Linked DNA regions of Homo sapiens: region 2 is linked to region 1. A link is an interaction called in ENCODE POLR2A ChIA-PET data of the cell type or tissue named here. Cell type or tissue: Panc1. All regions are shown on one strand. Each heading gives the region's core, and the rest is flanking DNA. Links, peaks and the distances in the headings are about the cores only.

Region 1 (5,576 bases), core at 35-4,034:
CACATTATAGAGTTGAAGTATTTAGATATGAAAGTCAAATCATTACTCTCCAGGAAGTTGCCTTGCAATATCTCTTGCAGCCAGGTCTGTTTATCTGTTTCATATCTGTCGACTAAGCACTAAACTATAAACTGGTTCTGAGCACATTACAGACCAGATTTATGCACATGGAAAGTATTGCTGGCTTCTCAGAGAGTGAATCCAAGTCCCAGAAGGTACCAGGTTAAGGTTCTTCTGCGACACTCTTATTTAGGTCTAGACCACTAGAATGAATGGCTGCAGAGTGGACTATGGTTTCTACCTCCATCCGTGGAGGCTTTGGAAAATGAATTTCTGCTTTCACATGTTTGAAAGGCTGCCATTGGTTCCTCAGTGTCCCTGTCAACCTCCAATTCTTCCTGTCTTCTTTACTTTTCTTTCTCATATCCTTTCCTCTTCTTTTCACCTGAGAGTGGTAAAATTATATATTCAGAATGAGATGGAGCAGGAAGAAATTTCCAACCGCAGCTTTAGTTTTTCTTCTAGGAGAAGCTTTCATGGAACTATGGAGGGCTCTGAAAAATCAGCTTCCCAGAAGCAGGTTTTGGCCAAAGGCAAGACCTAATTTGTTCTTTTGGATGAAGAACTTGAATCCAGGTTTTCTGACTCCCAGTCCAGTTCTTGTTTCTTCCCACCAGGCTGCCTTTGAGCCCTCTGTGTGTGATTCTTGCAAGCAATAGCCCACTGGATGGTATAATCTTGTGGCCCTCTTATTCACTTCTCAAACCTCCCAGGAAAGCAATAGAATAATCCCTCCTGAAGTGTTCCTTGAGCCTGTTGGATCATTTTACTGTAGTACAAGCTATGGTTGGACTAATGAAGATTATTTTTAGCTTATACATAGTTCTTCTGTACAGCTAATTAATTTTTAAATGGCTATTTTCATCATTTAATTTTGAGTCTTTTTTAGTTTCAAAGAATTTCCGATTCTTTACTAATGATATCCCTGACTGTATAAATTCTAGGTACCTTCAGGAATAAGGGTCCATTGTGAAAGGTCTTTAGCATTCTAGTCCTTCAAAAGCAAATTCAACAGCTTCTCTTCCTTTTTATCTCTTCTTAGTCTTCCGTTGAAAATATTCCACAATTGGAGACTCATCCATTTCCTGCTGAATTATACTTAGGCTGCTTTGAAGCTCTCTTCATATTCCAAAAGAAGAAACAGGGGTTTGGAGAGGTGAAGAGTCTCAGGTTATCAAGAGAAAAACAACACACTAGAAAACTCATCTACATGTACTTATTTCTAGTTCCACATTTCATGCACAGTTACACCAGGTTCCTGAGTTTGCAGACACCTATTTTGAGAAATGTCATTTGTTTATAAAACATTAAATCTTGTATAGGAGCTACACCCTGAATAATAAATTAGGGACATAAATGCAATTAGAACTGAGACAAAATGATTTTGTTTCATACCCAATAGAGCAGTAATGCACTGATAAACTGGATTATGCCGTACATGGTCAAGTATTTAAATACTCCAAAGGATGAAACCAGAGCAGCTCGGCCTTCTCTGTTTAAAAAGAAATAAAAATAAAAATTGGTTATGTATGATAAATGTCTCCCAACTTCTTTTATACTTAAAACGAGTTATATTTTTAGTAGCCTGTTGACATACATTCACTTAATCATGAATTCATCCTCCTATTTATTTAACCACTCATTCATTCATTCTCTCCTTCAATCATTACCTTACTCATCGGTTCATTTACTCACTTTTATTTAGGGCTTATGAAGTACCAGCATTATGCTAAGAGTCATAGAGGATATAAAATGAATCAGGCACACTCCTCATTTTCAACAAGCTTTCAGTGAAGTGAGAAGATTACTATGTGTATTATAAACACAATACAACATTATGATAAGGTGCAAAATGTCAAGCATTGACTCACTTGTGACTCATTACATCTTAACAATACATGCTTCCTGGGAATTGCATTGTGTGTGCTTTAGAGGTCCTTGGAGACATAAAGCTAAAGGATAGGTGCTTTGACATTTTAGGAAGTGTGAATGTGACTCTAATATTTGAGATTAAATGGGTAAGGAAGGCTTTGATATTGCAGGAAGACCCCAGGGTAATAATCTGAGTGGGCCATAAAGATCAAGAGATCAAGACGACAGTAAAAAATGCAGCTTAAAAAGTAGATATTTCTCCTTTAAAAAAATTCGGTCTTAGCTATTAACGCAGTAACAGGTTTTCTGAATGGTGGATTATGACAGGTTAGAAGAAAAAAATGTGAGGTAGCAGCATGTGATGCGAGAGTGGGACCTCAGCAAACCAGCTCTCCTTCAGCCTCCTCTGCTCAGGGCAGAAGCAATCCACATGGGACGTGACCCACATCCACTTCATTTCTACTCCCCAGTAACATGGACACCTGCTCTGCTCAAAGATGTGGTCAACAGAACAGGGACATGAAAAGAAGAACCTAAAAGCCAAACTACTAACCACTTTGTCTCAGGCAAAATGAGAAGGCAAGGGTGGGAGAGAGGCCAGGATATTTTGGGAAGATATTTTCTACCAAGCTGTGAGGTGCTGTCGTTTGTTTTCAACACTGAGGATGGAGCAGAAGACAAGCTGAGAAGGGGCAAGCATGTGAAGTATGGATCGTTTTCCCAAGTCTGATATAAACATTGCGATTTCATTGTTTTTTTCTGCAATCGTGCATAGTTCCAGGAAAATTAAGACACCCAGATTCAAAGGAAAGTACAAGAAACTATTCTAAGTAAAGGATAAATGGGCCTCCAAAATTACTGCTATTCCTAATGATTGTGAATTTTAAGTAGCTCATGCATTTATCTACGCATTCTACAAACGTTCACTGAATGCTCTGATATACCCAGCATAGTGCTAGGCATAATGCTTGATACAAAAATCACTAAGACACAGTCTCTGCCCTAAAGGACTTGAACTATAGCAACAAGTAAATCATGTTTCAAAAGACAAAGATGAAAATCCGTGGATTTGATCCTATGCATCTAAAACTGTATCTCATTGCCTCTCTGGAGTGCTTTCTCAGGAATAAGTATGCATCAAGGATAGAAAAAGTAAAATGAGCCTAACAGAGCTGAACCATATCTAATTTTTATGAGTCTATGAAATATAAAAGCAAGGAGTTTCTACCCTAGCGTCTTACTGAGCCATCTGCCACTGGAGAAATTTTACATCATGACTTGTATTCCGTAACAGTACACTGCACTCATAAATGCACTGGGCCACATGCATGAGGAGGAGCATCTGAAGTTCGAATGCCACTGCATGTTGAATGGATCAAGTAGGCACTTTGCACTGTTATCCAGGAGCTCAAACTCCCTGCAAGGTCTCCACATCTGGTTGTCTAGCTTAACCACCACAATTCTCATCTGAGAAGTCTTCTAGCCCAGTTGCACCAACTGGCCCCTGCATTCTCCAGTTACAACACTGTGTCTAAACATGGCTGCCGCATTTTCCCCACCTGGAATTCCTTCTCACCTCCTTTCTGTTTACATAAGTCTCACCCATTTTTCAAGTTGCAACTCCCCTACTGAAAGCTTCCCTCCTGGCTTGAGTTCTCACACTCAACTGCCAGAACATTTGCTGTCTTGTTTGGACATTAATTTATTTCAAGCAAATTTATTGAGCACGTCCCATGTATCAGACATTGTATATATATAATTTTGTGTGTGTATGTGTGTGTATAAAACATGCCTGATGCATGAGAGACACTCAATAAATAATGTATATATTTGTGTGTATGTGTGTGTATATATGTTAATGTATGTATATATGTATATATGTAAAGGAGATATTTCTCCTTTAAAAAAATTCAGTCTTAGCTGTTAATGCGGTAACAGGTTTTCTGAATGGTGGATTATGACAGGTTAAAAGAAGACGTGAGGTAGCAGCACGTGATGCGAGAGTGGGACCTCAGCAAACCAGCTCTCCTTCAGCCTCCTCTGGTCAGGGCAGAAGCAATCCACATGGGAAGTGACCCACATCCACTTCATTTGTATGTGTGTGTGTATATAAATATATATACACACACACACATATTTATATATACATTCATATATATGTATATATGTATTTATGTAAATATATGTAACATGTTACACATATACATACACATACACACACACACACACACACACATAATTTTTGCTGGAATGTAAATTCTCCGGGGGCAAGACTCTCTCATTCTTTACATTTCCAAGCACACTTGTAAAGAGCTCCATGAGTTGTATTGACAATGGAAAGCATAAAATAAGGCGAGGGTTCTGAGTACTATCATCATGTAGTCACCATGACACAAACCAAGGTTAAGACACTAGAGATAGTAACCAAAGGGCTTAGAGATACTCTGCAAAATAAATCAGTAAAACATAATGCTTGTTTGGTTATGGGTGAAGAAGAGGAAGGAGTTACACGCACTCTAAGGGTCTGAACCTCAATGGCAGACTCCAAGGAGTAGACTGTTCTTAGAAGCAAGGAAAGTGGGAGTTGGGAAGAGGAGCTGCTTTGGAGGCAGGGGAAGTGATCGTGTTTGAGGGTGTGAAAGGACACACGTGCAGACACCCAGTGTTCAGGGTGTTGTGTAAAGCTGTCTTGCTGATATGCAGCCAACCAGGGGTGTGGAATTTTAGACCTGCTACCTTTAGGTCAGTGATTCCTGCCAGTGACCTGTTTATTCTGATGCACCAAAGGACATGCTGGGGAACTTCATGGCTGTCTTTTTTGTATGAATCTCAAAATCTGGTGATGGTTTTCAGATCACTGCCCATGAAAATGCCCAGAAATTATCCATAAGTGCTATAGGAAACAATAGATAAATCAGATTTATGAATAAAACATAAAACTGGGTGTTTTGTTCTTAACTACATTTAAAATATAAGTAGACATGAGATCAGAAATCAGAGTGGAGTGGAGGGGAGGGAAGCATGCTGTGAAAATAAACGTCTGTTAATGGCTTCCTGTATTAGTCCATTTTCACACTGCCATAAAGATTACTACCTGAGACAGGGTAATTTGTAAACAAAAGAGGTTTAATTGACTTACAATTCCACATGGCTGGGGAAGCCTCAGGAAACTTACAAAGATGGCGAAGGTGAAGGAGAAGTGGGCACCTTCTTCACAAGACAAGAGAGAGGAAGCACGCAGGGGAAACTGCCACTTTAAAATTCATCACATCTCATGAGAACTCCCTCACTATCATGAGAACAGCATCGGGGAAACTGCCCCCATGATCCAGTCAACAGGCTGGGAACCACAACTCCAGATGAGATTTGGGTGGGAACACAAAGCCAAACCATATCACTTCCCCTTCCCTGACACTGTCAATCAACTTTTTATGTAAAAGATATTGGATATTTACTAATTTGCATTTTGGAGACATGTAATAGTATTTAGGGAAGCTATCTAATGAAGTATTTCCTTTCTGCTTCCTCATCCATCCAAAATTCCTGAGAGAAATGTTACAGGAAGCATCCAACATACCAAATAGAGGAGAGAAAAAGTAAGAAATACAATTAGTTTTAAAACATCAAGTCAAGCTTTCAACTGT
Region 2 (5,576 bases), core at 843-4,842, 470 kb before region 1:
CTTTCCATCAAGGCTAATCCCATCCTCCCCTGTATTCCCATGACACTCACAATATGGCATCACAAATGGTTGTCTCATATGTCTGTCTCTGCTACTGAACCAAGCAGCTTGAGGTCAACGATCTCAGTTCATTCATCTTTGAATTGCAGGACCAATCACACTGCAGGTACATGGTACATGGCAGGTACTCTGCCAATTTGTGTGAATGAATGAATCGAGTTCAGCAACACTGAGGTCCCTCAGATTCTCTGACTCAAATCCAGTTATGAGGCCGGGCATGGTGGCTCACACCTATAGTCCCAGCTACTCAGGAGGCTGATGTAGGAGAATCGCTTGAACCCAGGAAGTGGAAGTTGCAGTGAGCCAAGATCATGCCATTGCACTCCAGCCCAGACGACAAAGCGAGACTGCATCTCAAAAAAAAAAAACCAAACAAAACAAAACAAACAAAAAAACCCAAATCCAGTTATGATGCAAATAAGGACATGAGGACTGAGGAAGTAATTTTCCCCAGTTATATCAAAAAAAAAAAAAAAAAAGAAGAAGAAAGAAAAAAGACAAAAATCCAGATTTTCTCATCCCCATTCCACTGCTTTTCTATCATGCCTCCTCTTTGCACATGCTGTTTCTCCTGTGGGGCCACTCCTTTTTGTGTCTTCTGCCACTACTTTTCCGACCTTCCTGAGGTTTCTTAGCCCCTCCCAAGTCCTTCACATCTCAGCCAAGGAACAAAAACAAGGAAACCAAACACCACAAAGAAGTGCCAGCTGTTCTACCGTGAGAGCAAGACAAACTGGGAACACAAATGCAATGCTGGCAGAATTTCTTTCTGGGATAGACTGAAATGTTCCTTGAATTGCGCAGACAATTACTTTCTACCACAGGTACAGATGTTTGAGAGGATTGTTCTTTTTTTTTTTTTTTTTTTTGAGACAGAGTCTTGCTCTGACGCAGGCTGGAGTGCAGTGGCACGATCTCAGCTCACTGCAACCTCTGCCTCCCTGGTTCAAGCGATTCTCCTGCCTCAGCCTCCCGAGTAGCTGGGACTACAGGCGCATGCCACCATGCCCAGCTAATTTTTGTATTTTTAGTAGAGACAGGGTTTCACCATGTTGGCCAGGATGGTCTCAATCTCTTGACCTCGTGATCAGCTCACATCAGCCTCCCAAAGTGCTGGGATGACAGGCGTGAGCCACCACGCCTGGCCGATTGTTCACATTTTATTTGGCCAGGGATCTTTAGAAAGTGTCTTTAAAAAAAAAAAAAAAAAAAAGCTGGGTGCGGTGGCTTAAGCCTGTAATCCCAGCACTTTGGGAGGCTGAGGCGGGCAGCTCACGAGGTCAGGAGATCAAGACCATCCTGGCTAGCACGGTGAAACACCGTCTCTACAAAAAAATACAAAAAAATTAGCTGGGTGTGGTGGCGGGCACCTGTAGTCCCAGCTACTCGGGAGGTTGAGGCAAGAGAATGGCGTGAACCTGGGAGGTGGAGCTTGCAGTGAGCTGAAATCGCACCACTGCACTCCAGCCTGGGCGACACAGCGAGACTCTGTCTCAAAAAAAAAAAAAAAAAAAAAGTCTTAAAAACATACAAGCACATTTGCAAATTTTATTCCACTTAATCCAGAAAAATGCTAGGCCCTGATTCCCAAATCACTTATAGATTCCAGAAAAAAATGATGACAATTTGATCTAATTTCTTAAAACATTTTAACCGTCTGTTGGTCTAAAACTATTTATTAAGACATCAAGAATCATTTTCAGTCTTAACTCTGGAATTAAACTAAAAAATTTAGATGAATCACTTCTACTATTGTCTCTGTTCTACCTTTGCTTAAATATAACAAAACTCTGCCAACTTACAGATTTACTAGCCTTGATCCTAGAATTCATGGTGAAAAACCTGACCTCCTTTGGAAGATCAAGAAGAAGAAAGATTGGGGGAAAAAAAAAAAAAAGGCCTTCCCTCAGACAAAAAGCTTTTGATTACAGGATGTCACTATTTTCAGAATGTTCTTAGCACATTCCCAGTGAAGCACCATCATATCCTCCCTCTCTGGAGATGAAAAAAAGTCCCACCACTTCTAAGCTGGGTGTCTCTGAGGTGTTGGAGTGAGGCAATAGTGAGGTCAGAGAGTATGGTTATATGCTCTGGTTTGTTTCTGAGTGGATGGAACTGGGTTATAAATCAAGAGATCTAATTATAGACATAGCTGTATCCCTCCCTGGACCTCAGCTTCCTTTAATATTAAATAGAGGGCATTCCTTGAAGGTAGCATTCTGTGACTCCCTAACAGAGATAATCTCAGAGCATGTTTCTGAAAAAGCAGAAAATGGACCAAATGTCTTTAGGGAGTTCACTCTATTTTACTTTTGCTACGGAAACCCAAGGGTGTCTGGCACCCACCCCAAGCCATTGCGTCACCCAGACCTCTAACACACAAAAGCAGCCTGGGTGCTTGTTATGGGCTAAGTTGTGGACTCACAAATTCTTATGTTGAAGCCCTAACTCCCAGTAACCTCAGAATATTATTGTATTTGGAAATACAGCCTTTAAAGAAGTGATTAAATTAAAATGAGGCTGTTAGAGGGAGTCCTAATTCAATCTGACTGGTAGTCTTATAAGAAGAGATATCTGGATGCACAAGGGTGCACAAACACAGAAGGCGGCCATGTGAGGACACAGCAAGCAGGCGGCCGTCTGCAAGCCACGGAGAGGGGCCTCAGGAGAAACCACACCTACTGACACCTTGAACTTAGACTTCCAGCCTCCAGAACTGTGAGAAAACAAATTTCTGCTGTTTAAGCTACCCTGTCTGTGGTATTTTGCTACGGCAGACTTAGCAAGCTAATACAACACTGAACAGATTTAACTGTTTACATGGATCAATCATCCTGCCTAGGTTTCTCCTTGCTCTAAAGAAAAGACTTTCATCTTAATGCTGGTAGCTAATTTTCCCAAGGTCACACAGTTACTTAGTGTCAGAAGAGGTACTCCAACAGGGCTCATGGGAAGAAACACGTACCTCAGACATCTGTACTTTTTTCTTCTTAAAAAATGCAGATGATACAAAACACCAAAACACTTGGCATAGACATCCAAACGGCATACATCAAAGACCATACCCAGGGTATGGCCATAATGCTTGAAGAACCCATTTTACATCAGGATTATGACATTGAAGAACTAAAAAATACATGTTTAAAATATGCCCTGTTTGAGTCCAGAACTATGTCAGCATCTGTTGACCAGAGTAAGTATTAGCAGTTCTTGTTTCACCCTAGAAAGCCCACACGTTTCCTCCCGAGAGAGCTCTCCATTGCTACTTACTCTTCTCTGAGAGGTTTTCTTTCCCAAAGGGGCCTTCTGAAGTTTGTAAACATGGAGAGACATTCCCACATAAACATGCCTATTGTTAAGAGTAAAAGCACACATCAGTCTCAGCCACAGCACTGGAACATGTCTCCGTCTCGGCTCCTGGTCACACTCAAGGCCTGAACAGGCCATCCTCCACCCCTGTCCCACCTGGGCTTCCCACCAAGCACAAGACGCAGCTCAAGGGGAGAACGAGCTGCGGATCTGCAATAGTTCATCATTCCGAGGCCCCTCGGCACAGAGGCATTAAGATGAGCTCCTGGGAGAGAACCGAATGGAGGAATCCTGTAGCAAACCTTGATTGTCAGACCTGAATCAAGGAAAGGGCTCTCGCTCACTGGTTTCCAAATGACAATCCCTGAATGAGTCTGGGCCGTCTGCATCTGAATCATCTCAAAAGGTTTTGCAAAAAATATAGATTCCAAAACGCCATCCTAGGACATTCCATATCATGAGTCTCCGGCTTTAGATTCTGTATTTTTAAATGATCCCCAGGTGATTGTCTAATTTGAGAAACACACACACATATTATAGTTGAAAGAAAACAACTGAGAAGTAGCCAGTGCCAACAAATCACAGTTCATATCAAGTCAGTATCAGAAACATCAGAAACCTGGAGGTACCGCCCATCTATTTCTACATTAGTTTTCTATTATTACATGACAGAACACCCCCAAACTTAGGGATTTATAAAAATAAACACTTCCTATCTTTTAGTTTCTGTAAGTTGAGAAACGAGGAGCAGCAGAGCTGCATATCTCCTGCACAGGCTCTCTCATGAAGCTGCGGCAACATCACTCGTGGCTGGAGCTGCAGCCATTTGAAGGCTTGATTGGGGCTGAAAATCTGTTTCCAAGTCATTGACCAGAGGCCTCAGTTCTTCACTGACTGCTGGAAGAAGGCCTTGGTTCTTTAACACATGGGCATCTATATAAGACATCTTAAGTGTGCTCATGATAGCAGCTAATTTCCCCTACAGGAAGTGATCCAAGAGAGAGCAAGGAGGAAACCACAGTGCCTTTAATGACTAGTCTATAAAGTTGCACACTATCACTTCCACTTTTGTCCATGCATTAGAAGCAAGTCACTAGGCCCAACCCACCTTCAAGAGAAAAATGGGCTCTTTGAAGTGAGTATTAAATAATCTGTGGACTTTTTTTTTTTTTTTTTTGAGATGGAGTCTCGCTCTGTCACCCAGGCTGGAGTGCAGTGGCGCGATCTCGGCTCACTGCAAACTCCGCCTCCCGGGTTCACACCATTCTCCTGCCTCGGCCTCCCGAGTGGCTGGGACTACAGGCGCCCACCGCCACACCCAGCTACTTTTTTGTATTTTTAATAGAGATGGGGTTTCACCGTGCCAGCCAGGATGGTCTCAATTTCCTGACCTCGTGATCTGCCCACCTCGGCCTCCCAAAGTGCTGGGATTACAGGTGTGAGCCACCACGCCTGGCCTTGTGGACATATTTTAAACCAGCATACTTTCCAATGTTTCTGTCATGCCAAGAATGAAGTAGAAATTAGAGATACAAAAATACATACATGATTTTGACTCTGCCCTCATGGAATCTTGGAGCAGGGATAGAAGAGAGAACCCAAGTATCCACTGTATTATATGCCTTTTTTGAAGTCAAACTAGTGAATGCCCATTTAGGTTAGGAGCAGAGGCACATAGTGTACTGAGTTACAAGTCAAAAAAGCCTGGGTTTGAGACCCTACTTTCCCACTTTTAGCTATGTACACCACTTAGCCACTAAGTTACGACCTTTTTCTTTTACAAAATGAAAATTACTTATGACTTCATGATGGTGAGGGGGTGGATTGGGAGGCAAGGATTTTGTGAGGGCTAAAGAAGATAAAGTACATGACTGCTGGAAAAAATAGCTGAGTGCTATAAATATTAACAATTACAATTACTAGCATGCTTATAAGCAAAAATATATACATATCAGAAGGTGAAGAGGTCAATACAAACAGGTCACCTTAATTCCTTTTGCATGTACCCACTCTGGATTTACGTACCTTCCTTCTAGGAGCAAAACAGCCTTCTGTTTCTCTCTGGGGCACTCTTCTTCCTGCTCCAAACTATGTTTTCTTTCTGCTAAACCTGTCCTACCTGTGGTGTTCCTGGCAATTAGAACTGGATGGGCCCTGTAAAATGTACTTAAACAAGTGCCCAAATGTTACTTCATCAAGCAACTCAT

Evidence for each region. ChIA-PET counts read pairs that join two places held together with the same protein. Peaks named below come from ENCODE experiments on the same cell type or tissue, not always from the same donor. Only the 100,000 strongest peaks of a DNase experiment are listed, where the experiment ranks them.
Region 2: POLR2A ChIA-PET joins it to region 1 with 8 read pairs; 1 of 35 experiments calls an interaction of 5 or more read pairs at or near these places.

The regions. Positions count from the first base shown.
Region 1 is chr3:193,299,756-193,305,331 of GRCh38, forward strand. It overlaps ATP13A5 (ATPase 13A5), which reads right to left. Exons shown (of 30, transcript NM_198505.4): 24 at 1,456-1,552. Among named protein-coding and RNA genes, the nearest start is that of ATP13A5-AS1, 4.7 kb to the right of the region's middle. In Panc1, for the core only: no CTCF peak of the experiment used is centred there; a DNase peak (open chromatin) is centred at 1,886.
Region 2 is chr3:192,833,901-192,839,476 of GRCh38, forward strand. The region is part of intron 1 of MB21D2 (Mab-21 domain containing 2); the gene reads right to left. Among named protein-coding and RNA genes, the nearest start is that of MB21D2, 81 kb to the right of the region's middle. RefSeq lists enhancers at 3,332-3,381, 4,142-4,211. In Panc1, for the core only: no CTCF peak of the experiment used is centred there; no DNase peak of the experiment used is centred there; H3K27ac peaks cover 109 bases.